Regions from separate parts of the Homo sapiens genome. Here region 1 is linked to region 2. Evidence: read pairs that join two places in POLR2A ChIA-PET (ENCODE). Cell type or tissue: GM12878. All regions are shown on one strand. Links, peaks and the distances in the headings refer to the core of each region. The heading gives the core; the rest is flanking DNA.

Region 1 (5,369 bases), core at 124-5,123, 370 kb before region 2:
AATGCTTTTAAAGTATCCTCACTTCCCTTCGTAAACTTGGGAGGGCTTGGGACCTGGTGGGGTATGTGTTTTGAATCATGCTGTCTGGGGGATTAGTGCCTGGAATCCAGATTCCTACTGGACAAAGCGCTGGGGTTTGAGGTAAGTGGGGTGGGGTAGGGGGAGGGTTATATAGCTGTCACAGATTACAGAGCTTACCTGCTGACTGCTTCACAATTGTTGGTACATACACCTGCTTTGGCATGGACGTCCTGAGAGGGGGCTTGGACCATGACCCGTGTTCCTTTCTCTTACCACTTGTTTTTTTCCATTTTGGCTGGGCGCGGTGGCTTACGCCTGTAATCCCAGCACTTTGGGAGGCCGAGGCAGACGGATCACGAGGTCAGGAGATCGAGACTATCCTGGCTAACACGGTGAAACCCCGTCTCTACTAAAAATAGAAAAAATTACTGAGGTGTGGTGGCAGGTACCTGTAGTCCCAGCTACTTGGGCGGCTGAGGCAGGAGAATGATGTGGACCCGGGAGGTGGAGCTTGCAGTGAGCCGAGATCGCGCCACTGCCCTCTAGCCTGGGCGACAGAGTGAGACTCTGTCTCAAAAAAAAAAAAGTTTTTTTTTTTTATATAACTTTAAATTTACAGAAAAATTGCAAGAATAATTCAAGAAACTCCCAAATACTCCATCTAGAGTCACCATTTGTTTGCATTTTGCTGTGTTTGCTCTGTCATTCTCTTTTCTATCTATACCTTTTTTTCTGAACCATCTATGAGTAATTGACAGAAATCATGCCTCTTTATTCCTAATTTTTTTATTCTTTTATTTTTTTTTTTTGGGACAGGGTCTTGCTCTGTCACCTAGGTTGGAGTGCAGTGATGAGATCTTGGCTTATTGCCACCTCCGCCTCCCAAGCTTGAGCGATCTTCCTGCCTTAGCCTCCCGAGTAGCTGAGACTGCAGGTGCAGGCTACCATGCTGGCCTAATTTTGTATTTTTTTGTAGAGATGGGGTTTCACCATGTTGCCCAGGCTGGTCTCAAACTCATCAGTGCAAGCTATCTGCCCTTCTCAGCCTCCCAAAGTGCTGGGATTACAGACATGAGCCACAACCTGGCCTACTCCTAAATTCTTTTTTTTTTTTTTTTTTTTTTTGAGACGGAGTCTCACTCTGTTGTCTTGGTTGGAGTGCAGTGGCACGATCTTGGCTCACTGCAACTTCTGCCTCCCAGGTTCAAGCGATTTTCCTGCCACAATCTCCCTGAGTAGCTGGGACTACAGGCGCGCACTACTACGCCTGGCTAATTTTTGTACTTTAGTAGAGACAGGTTTCGCCATGTTGGCCAGGCTGGTCTCGAACTCCTGACCCAGGTGGTCCGCCTGCCTCAGCCTTCCAAAGTACAGGCGTGAGCCACCACGCCTGGCATTTTTTTCTATTTTTAATAGAGATGGGGTCCCACTATGTTGCCGGGGCTGGTCTCAAACTCCTGGGTTTAAGTGATCCTCCTGCCTCAGCCTCCCGAAATGCTGGGATTACAGGTATGAGCCACCGCTCCCAGCCAAGTTGTTTTTTTTTTTTTTGAGACAGAGTCTCATTCTTTCGCCCAGGTTGGAATGCAGTGGCGTGTTTTTGGCTCACTGCAGCCTCTGCCTCCTGGGTCAAGCAGTTCTCCTGCCTCAGCCTCCCAAGTAGCAGGGATCATAGGCACCTGCCACTATGTCCTGCTATTTTTTTTTTCTTTTTTTTGAGACGGAGTCTTGCTATGTTGCCCAGGCTGGAGTGCAGTGGCGCGATCTTGCTCACTGCAAGCTCTGCCTCCCGGGTTCACGCCATTCTCCTGCCTCAGCCTCCCAAGTAGCTGGGACTGCAGGCGTCCGCCAACACGCCTGGCTAATTTTTTGTATTTTTAGTAGAGATGTGGTTTCACTGTGTTAGTCAGGATGGTCTCGATCTCCTGACCTCGTGATCCGCCCGCGTCGGCCTCCCAAAGTGCTAGGATTACAGGCGTGAGCCACCGCGCCCGGCCTGTCCTGCTATTTTTGTATTTTTAGTAGAGACGGGGTTTCGCCACATTGGCCAGTCTGGTCTCAAACTCCTGACCTCAAGTGATCCTCCCGCCTTGGCCTCCCAGAGTACTGGGATTACAGGCGTGAGCTGCCTCGCCTGGCCCCAAGTCTATTCTTTTTTTTTTTTTTGAGACGGAGTCTCACTTTGTTGCCCAGGCTGGAGTGCAGTGGTGAGATCTCGGCTCCCTGCGACCTCTGCCTCCCGGGTTCAAGCAATTCTTCTGCCTCAGCCTCCTGAATAACTGGGATTATAGGCATGGGCCACCAAGCCCAGCTAATTTTTGTATTTTTAGTAGAGACAGGGTTTCACCATGTTGGTCAGGCTGTTCTCGAACTCCTGGCCTTGTGATCTGCCTGCCTTGGCCTCCTAAAGTGCTGGGATTACAGGCGTGAGCCACCGTACCCCGCCTGGCTCCAAGTCTATTCTTAAGACCACAGAACTTTTGATTTAAGATTCACTGGACAGATACATAACAATACATAAAATAAATGTTTTATTTACAAAATAAGACCTTTAAGTAGTTAGCTGCCAGTTGAAATAATGATTTGGACTGGATGTGGTGGTTTATGCCTGTAATCCCAGCATTTTAGGAGGCTGAGGTGGGAGAATTGCTTGAGCCTAGGAATTTGAGACCAGCCTGGGCAACGTGGTAAGGCCCCATCTCTACAAAAGATAAAAAATTAGCCAAGTGTGGTGGTGCCATGTTTGTAATCCCAGCTATTTGGGAGGCTGAGGTAGGAGGATCAATTGAGCCTGGGAGGGTGAGGCTGCAGTGAGCCATCATCGTGTCATTGCACTCCAGCCCAGGTAACAGAGTGAGACCCTGCATCTTTAAAGGAAAATTTAAAAAGAGATAAATGCAGGAGATCTTCCATCTTATCAAAAGGGTGCTGTTATAATTTATATATTTTTAAGTACTGGATGGGGAGGTGGAGTAGCAGCTCCAAGGTACTTTTCAGTGGTGGCCTTAATCTGCTGATGCATGGAAGGTGTGTTCTTCTTCCAGATAGCCCTGGGATCTCCTGAATTTCCAGGTTGGGCTACTCAGGCATGGATTGACTCCTACAGTTCAGGCGGATGGAGATCCCACCAACCCACAGCTTAATTCTTCAGATGCTTTATCTTCATTTCTCATGTATCTTCAGTTGGCTTCTAATGTGAGCACATAAATGCCCTGCAGAATTTCTTTCCCATCTTTGTGCAAATCATTATTTTTATTCTTTTTTTTTTTTTTTTTTTTTTTGAGACGACAGGGTCTTGCTCAGTCACCCAGGCGGGAGTGCAGTGGCATGATCATGGCTCACTGCAACCTCAACCTCCCAGGCTCAAGCGATCCTCCCACCTCAGTAGCTGAGTAGCTCAGATTATAGGCATGCGTCACCACACTCAGCCAATTTTTTCATATTTTGTAGAGACAGAGTCTCCCTGTGTTGCCCAGGCTGATTTCAAACTCCTGGGCTCAAGCAATCCATCAACCTTAGCCTACCAAAGTGCTAGGATTACAGGCATGAACCACTGTGCCTTGCCTGCTTTTCATTTTTAATCCTTGGGTTCTAAAATGCAAGAATTAATTTCCAAATAATTAGTATGGAATGGAATCCCACTTTTTCCTGTGTGCTGAGAGAATGATCAAAGATCACAGAAAAGAGATGGAGACAGAAGAAGCTGAGAGCAAGGGCATCTTTAAGGATTTCTTCAGTCTTGTTAATCTGGGTGTAAATTCTGTGTGGCTGACAGCCTCTGAGGATCCCTTGAAGTTTTGAGGAGGAGGAAAGCGCTTGAGAGTAATGGATTTACTTGATTTTACTTTGTATAGAAGAGCCTGAACTGGACATATCTCCAGGTATGTGCTGTGGTCTTTAACAAGCAGCCCAACATCCTTTGCTGGGGAAGGCCAGCAATGTGGGAGCTAGTGGGGCCTAGCCCAGGAGCCTTGCGTTCACCAGGTCACTGGGAACTGGTGCTTTCTGATGCACCTCTATGCAAGCCTGATTCTGAAGTCAGATGTGGTGGGCATCCCTGTCCATAGTGTTGGCCTGGCCCACCATTTCACTGGTCATAGAATGGCTGTAGCTTTGCAGAGCAGGGATTGCGAGAATGGAAGAATGTCTTTTGGCTCTTCTGCTCTAGCTTTTGGAAGTACGTCAGAGAAGTTTGTGATTTTTTAGAATTTGTAGCTGTGGCAAGGCTGAAGCAGGTAAAAGGGCCAATTAGAACCATCTGTGGGAGGGAAGGAATTCTGTTAGCAGGAAGGAAAACCTGAGCAAAGGGAGTGGGTGGTAGTTTTGTCTTGTTCTTTTATAAACACAGTGTGTTGATATGGCAGTTCCTGGCATGGGTGAAATATTTTTGATGGTTGAGCATTAAGAATGTAGCCAAAAACAAGAATGTGGCTAAAAGCAAGTCACCACTTTAAACACTGAAGATTGAAGCATTTGCCTAGATAAATATTCTGCAGTGAATATGCCAGAATTCCCACATACCTGTTTGGCTCCTGAGGCATTGTGCTTAGGGTCCCAGGCCTTTATTACAGGGGCTGCTGGCAGGGTCAAGGGCTGGGTTGCCTGGAGCTTCCCTGACATTTCGCCTCACTCCTCTGTTTTGGAGTCTAATTGGCCAATTAGGTCAGAAAGGCCACCAGCCAGCACACTTTTTCTAAATTTAATTCATCATTGCTAGATTAGCATATTAATTTTGAGCTATGGCACTTATTTTTAATCTTTCGTAGTGTAATGGAAAAAATACCAGAAAGCTCAGCATTGAACTTCAAAGTGTGAAATCAAGTGATCATTGCCTTTATGCTTGGTGAATTATTATTATTATTTTTTTTTTTTTGGAGACAGAGTCTTGCACTGTCATCCAGGCTGGAGTGCAGTGGCGTGATCTTGGCTCACTGCAACCTCCGCCTCACAGGTTCAAACGATTCTCCTGCCTCAGCTTCCCGAGTAGCTGGGACTACAGGTGCCTGCCACCACGCCCAGCTAATTTTTGTATTTTTAGTAGAGACGGGGTTTCACCATGTTAGCCAGGATGGTCTCGATCTCTTGACCTTGTGATCCACCCGCCTCAGCCTCCCAAAGTGCTGGGATTACAGGTGTGAGCCACCGGCGCTTGGCTGCTTGGGGAATTATTTAGGGGATTTAGTGGAATTTCCTTTCCTGTACTCTGTGGGCATCTGCTGAGTACCTGCTTGGTGCCAGGCATCTACTGGGAGAGAAAGCAGCAGAGTCAATGCTGTCAAGACCCCTGCAGTGGACCTCTTCTCCCCCTTTTCTCTCAAGGGAACCATTGGCATCCAGCCTTGACCCCC
Region 2 (5,369 bases), core at 108-5,107:
CAGTTCCGGGCGATTCTAGAAAGATGGACACATAGGCCCCAGTCCCTCAGGTCACCCCAGGCCAACCTTGGCTTCATCCAAGTAAGATATGACTATCCTTGAGTTTGGAGACACTAGGGCCAGTACCCTGACTTTAGCTCTTAGCTCTCAGGAGGATCAGTTATGCTTGAGACTGTAGTAGGGTTGGAATTTTGGAGGCCCAGATGCTTCAAAGACTAGAGACTAACAAATCCTTTTTATTATTCCCACATCAGAGAAGTTATCTTTGAGGAGGTTATCTTTGAGGTCCTCCCAGAGAGCAGCATCCCTGGTGAGTTCACCCAGGCCCACCTGGGCTGGAGTAAGTCAACTTTTGGGTTTTTAGGCTTAGTATCTGTGGCAGTGTTACTCCCTCTACCCAGAAGAAACCCTGTGCATAGTCCCATAATATAAAGCTGATCTGCTCCAGCTGAAATAGACCCAGAGTGAGATTTCATTTGGGGCATAGGTGGAAAGCACAGGTGTTCACAGAAAGAAGGAATCAACACAGAGCAGCATAGAATCTTTGTGCATTGCTCACCCTACACCCTCTCCCTAGCTCAGGGAAGCTATCTTTGGCTATGAGCAGGGTCTGTCCTTGCGGTGGCTGGCCCAGGTAGATTCCAGCTCTATGCCTAAATCAAGAGTAAGGCTCCTCGGTCAACAGGAGTCAAAAACAGCAGCCCTTACTTGAGCTCTCAGCCCAGGGAGTATTCCTTGGTCCAAATGCAGCCCAAGACCCACTACTCACATGGATTTCTAGAGTTCAGAGGACCCCCACCACCACCACCATTGAGGAATACACTGTGGTGAGGATGATCTTCACCCTCAGCCCAAGAAATCCACAGGGCACTGTTCACTACTACTCCCAGCCACTACTTGTGAACCTGCTCCCAGCCTCTCCCTTCCCCACTGCCTTCCAGGGGCTCCTCCCCAGTAGGACAGAGGAAGCAAAGGCGAGAGGGTGGCCAGAGGCTTTGCAGGGTGATGTTTATTTGCCAGGTTCAGTAGGCACACAGTTAACCCACCGACCTTCACACACCAGAGCAGACCCACAGGCATGCAGGGAGAAGGGCAGGACCACCACGGAGTGCCGAGCAAGGGCGAGGACCAATGTGGCTGCCTATCCAGGCTGTGGTAGGGTCTGACAAAGGGCACCTGTCAGGAGCCTCCCTCAGGAAACTGGGGAGTTTAACCCTACTTCCTCATCCCAGAAAAAGCAACTCAATGTGGCTCTGAGGCACCTGGGCCTCTGATAGAAGTGAGCTGTAGAAAGAGGGAGTTCCTCTTCATTTCATTGTTGAACTGAGCAGAAAATCTGCCCCTGTAAAGGGCAAACCTCCAAATCAGATTATGAGTTATTGCCATGCAGCAAGCCCCCTAGGGTGGAGAGGACTTGTGGGCTGAGATTGTAGGAGGTGGGCATCTAGGAAGAGCAAGGAGGTATCAGCCCTCCCTGTTTGGCCCAGGGTAAGGACCCAGTAAGGCTGGGACACTGGGTGCTGGGCTTGTACTCTGCCCTGCCAGGTCTCATTGCCACGTCCTAATTGTTCCTCCTTTCCCTTAGAGGCTCATGAGGTTCAGGGTACAGGGCAGCCCACTGCAGGACTCGGAAAGGCAGGAAATAACACAAATAACAGGGTCTTAGGAAGGACAAAAATGGAAGCTTCTGCCCTCCTACTCATTCTCTCCACTCCTGAGGACCTCCACAGCTAGTGAGCAGTATCCCTAGCCATGTGCCAAGTCTGGACTTAAACATACTGCCCTACCTTTCTGCATCCTCTATACCAGCCTGTATCTGCTCCTAGAGCAGCCCACACACCACAGGCACACACCTTCATGTGCAGGAGCCTAAGACCGCTGACAGGGCCTCGCTGGAGGACCAGCTCTCAGGGCAAGGCCGCCCAAGTTTAGGGCCTGGGAGAGTGTGGGACCTGCAGGGCCTGCCTAGGGGAATGGTGAGGCAAGAAGGGAAGGGGAAGGAGAGCAGGAGCCCCCTGAGTATCCCTAGAGCAGCATCCCACAAGGAACAGAAACTGGTGAAGCTAGCAAAAGACAGAAAAGCCACAAGGAATCCATGCAGGGGCTGGGGCCGGCCCTGCCACTGGCCTGCCCACCACTCACACACATACACACAGGAGACGAGACTGCTCTCCCGTGACCCCTAGTTATGCCCCACTGGGATGTGGGGGCATGGGGGAGCGAGGGCATCATGCCAGTGACTCTATGTACAGTGAGAAGCCCCTCATCCACTCTCCCACCCTCCTGCCCATCCCCTGCCCCCCCTCACCAGGCTGCCTACTCAGCTGGCCTCCTCCCTTTGAGACTCCTGGGCATAACCAGCAGCCTCTTCCCCTTTACTAGAGGGTGGAGCCTGGCCTGTGGCGCCCTCTGGGGCTGTGCTGTCCGGCTGGGCCATAGCCGGCTCAGGGGTGGCAGCTGCCTTGGTGGCCAGCATGGCACTGCTTTGGGTGGTGGGCACAGTGCTCTCTTCTGTGGCTGGTGTGGCTCTCCCATCAGTGGCTGGAGTAGCGCTCCTGTCAGTGGCTGGGGTGACACTCCCATCAGTGGCTGGAGTGATGCTTCCATCGGTGGCTGGGGTGACACTGCCATCAGTGGCTGGGGTGGCACTTCCATCTGTGGCTGGGGTGGCACTACGGTCTGCGGGGGCCACATTATCACTCTTTGCAGCACGAGCAGCATCACCCTCAGGGGCTGAGGTAGCTCCACTCGCAGCTGCAGCTGTGGCCCCACCTGCAGCCCCGGGGGTGGCAGTGTCTGTGGCTGAGGCCGACTGGGCTGCAGCCGTGCTGGACTGCTCTGGTGCCCGGAGCCGTTTCATGAGGGTGGTCACTCGGACAGCCTTCTGAAAGGAGCACAGTGGAGAAAGGCTAAGGGTGAGGCTTGCTGGATCCATTGCTTGGCAGTGACCAAACCAAACTCCTTCCATAGTACCCCCGGCCACCTCCATCCACCCCAGGGCCAAGTACTCAGCTGCTCAGCACTCCTACTTAAGGTAATCACAGTGGCTACACCCACACCTGATGGCCTGAGAAAAGCTTGTGTGTGGCTGCAGGGGTGTGATGCAGGCAAGAAACTGAGTGCCAGAAGCAATACTTGGGATAGAGCCAAGAAGGGAGTTATCCAAGCCTTACCTTCCACTTGGCCCTGGCAAAGTTCTTTTCAATCTGGGCACAGACACCATCCTTGATGTTCTTATCAGAAGCAGCATTGCCAGAAATCCTGGAAAGGGTGCAAGTGTGTCTGGATCTGAGAGAATGAGCCTTTGTGGAGACTCTGCTCAGCCCTTCTATGTGGCATCCAGGGACTACCAGGCAGAGCCTCTGGGCTGCCCTGAGCTCTAGGTACCTGCACCCCTTCCAGGCCTCAAAGATGGGGCTGCTGGGTGTGAGGGGGACCCTGGCCTCTCCCACCCTCCCCTGGACCCTGCTCACCACTCATGGGAGATGGCCTCTTCTGCAGTGATCCGCTGGTCTTGCTCCACCTCCATCAGCCTTGTGACCAGGTCTTTGGCTGTGGACAAAACCAAGAAGGGGATAGTCATGGGCACCCCATCTCAATGTCTAGAGGTGATAAATGGGCTGGGGGACAGAAGCAGAATACCACAGAGGAAGATGAGAGCAGGACACCCTCCCCACTCCCTTGCGTTCTACCAAGTGCTGGGCAGGCACCTCCTCACCTGCCTGCGAAATATCATCCCAATATGGAGAGTCAAACTCATAGTCACCAGCCAGGATCTTGCGGAAGAGATTCTTATCATGGTTCTCATAATCATCTTCTTCCACCTCCTCATAGAAAGGTGGATTGCCTGAAAGCCTGCATGGGGGAAGGGTCACACAGAAAGGCCACAGACACATGCCCCCACCCCATCTGACTGCAAGCCTGCTTGTCCATCTGTCCACTCACAGGATGTACATGATGACTCCAATGGCCCAGCAGTCCACAGGGCGTCCATACCGCTGCCGGCCTACCACCTCTGGGGCTACAAACACAGCGCCCATCTGCTGGTCAGTATCAGGCCTAGCCAGGTCCAGTACCATCCACACCAGCTTCCTGAGATGAGCACATTTTCCCCCTGCCCAGAGCAGCTCCCTGAAGGCTGCCCCCCATTATCCCCCTGCCCCTGCCCCACCCCCTGCTTGCCCAGATACTCGGGGGTCCCACAGGGCTCCTTGATGAGGCCATTTTCTAGCTTAGCCAGATGGAAGTCACTGATGACAATCTTCGAGTTCTTCAGCCGGTTGTAGTAAACCAGGTTCTCCAGCTGTGGTGTGAGAATAGCATGTGGGTGAGCAGAAGACACCATGAGGACCTTGGAGGCTAGACCAAGGCCCTGAGGTGCTGCCCACCCCAGCACCAGCCCAGCTGCCAACTGGCCCTTTGACTCTGGCTCTGCCCTCACCTTGAGATTCCTGTGCACGATCTTGAGTGAGTGCAAATAGGCCACGGCCTCCAGGACTTGCCGTACCACGTTGCTTGTGTCTCGCTCCGAGTAGTAGCCCTGGTCCAGGATCCAGTCAAACACCTCCCTCCCCGTGGCCCTGAGGGACACCAGCCCCTGAGCCTGGCGTGGGCAGAATCAGGGGTAGGGCAGGAGCACTTGGGTGAGCTGCCTACGCCAGGCAGCTGGCTGAGCAAGGCACAGGGACCTGGGACGCCAAGGGTCCAGAAAGGGGGTTTCCTTAGCTGCAGAGGGTGGGACAGGTGAAAGCCCTGGGCGCTGGGGAATCTTGGGTCCCCAGACCCACACTCACAGCTCCAGGAAGATAAAGTACTCCTTGCGGGTCACAAACACATCCACCAGCTGTAGGATGTTGGGATGCTTCACCCTGGCGACAGGGAGGGGAGCCAGTAGTTAGGGCTGGATGAACCCCTGGGAGAGGCTGTGGTCACCACAGTGGCCACAGCAGACTAATTGGCCAGAGGCTGGGACTGCCTGAGGCCACTTGCCCTCTAAGCCCTTCCCTGCTGCCTCCCACCCCGCCCCAATCCCAGGCCTCAAACTCACATCTTGAGGATGCCTATCTCGTTCTTGGCAGCTTTCCGCACCTTGCGGCCGTCCCGCTTCTGGAACTTCTTGCAGGTGTGCAGCTTGCCTGTCGTCTTGTCCTTGGCCCGGAAGATTTCACAAAACTCCTCACTGCAGCCGACAGGCACCCACTCAGGCCTGGCCTTAGCATCAGCTGCACTCCACTGCCACTTCCCTAGCCCCTGCTCACCAGCCCACCCAGCCTTGCCTGACAGGCCCGGCACTCACGTCTTGATGACCTGTCCCAAATCATATCTGTCAGTCACCTCCGATGGCTGGTTATAGTTCTTCTTGTCGCCCA

The links. Peaks named below come from ENCODE experiments on the same cell type or tissue, not always from the same donor. Only the 100,000 strongest peaks of a DNase experiment are listed, where the experiment ranks them.
Region 1: POLR2A ChIA-PET joins it to region 2 with 8 read pairs; 2 of 35 experiments call an interaction of 5 or more read pairs at or near these places.

What each region holds. Positions count from the first base shown.
Region 1 is chr3:49,489,758-49,495,126 of GRCh38, forward strand. All of the region lies in intron 1 of DAG1 (dystroglycan 1), which reads left to right. Among named protein-coding and RNA genes, the nearest start is that of DAG1, 22 kb to the left of the region's middle. In GM12878, for the core only: no CTCF peak of the experiment used is centred there; no DNase peak of the experiment used is centred there.
Region 2 is chr3:49,856,998-49,862,366 of GRCh38, forward strand. CAMKV (CaM kinase like vesicle associated) reads right to left here. Exons shown (of 11, transcript NM_024046.5): 2 at 5,297-5,369; 3 at 5,048-5,179; 4 at 4,794-4,868; 5 at 4,442-4,580; 6 at 4,183-4,303; 7 at 3,946-4,021; 8 at 3,719-3,855; 9 at 3,474-3,552; 10 at 3,174-3,261; 11 at 992-2,884. The coding sequence ends at 2,321. Among named protein-coding and RNA genes, the nearest start is that of TRAIP, 3.1 kb to the left of the region's middle. In GM12878, for the core only: no CTCF peak of the experiment used is centred there; no DNase peak of the experiment used is centred there; H3K4me3 peaks cover 70 bases; H3K27me3 peaks cover 176 bases.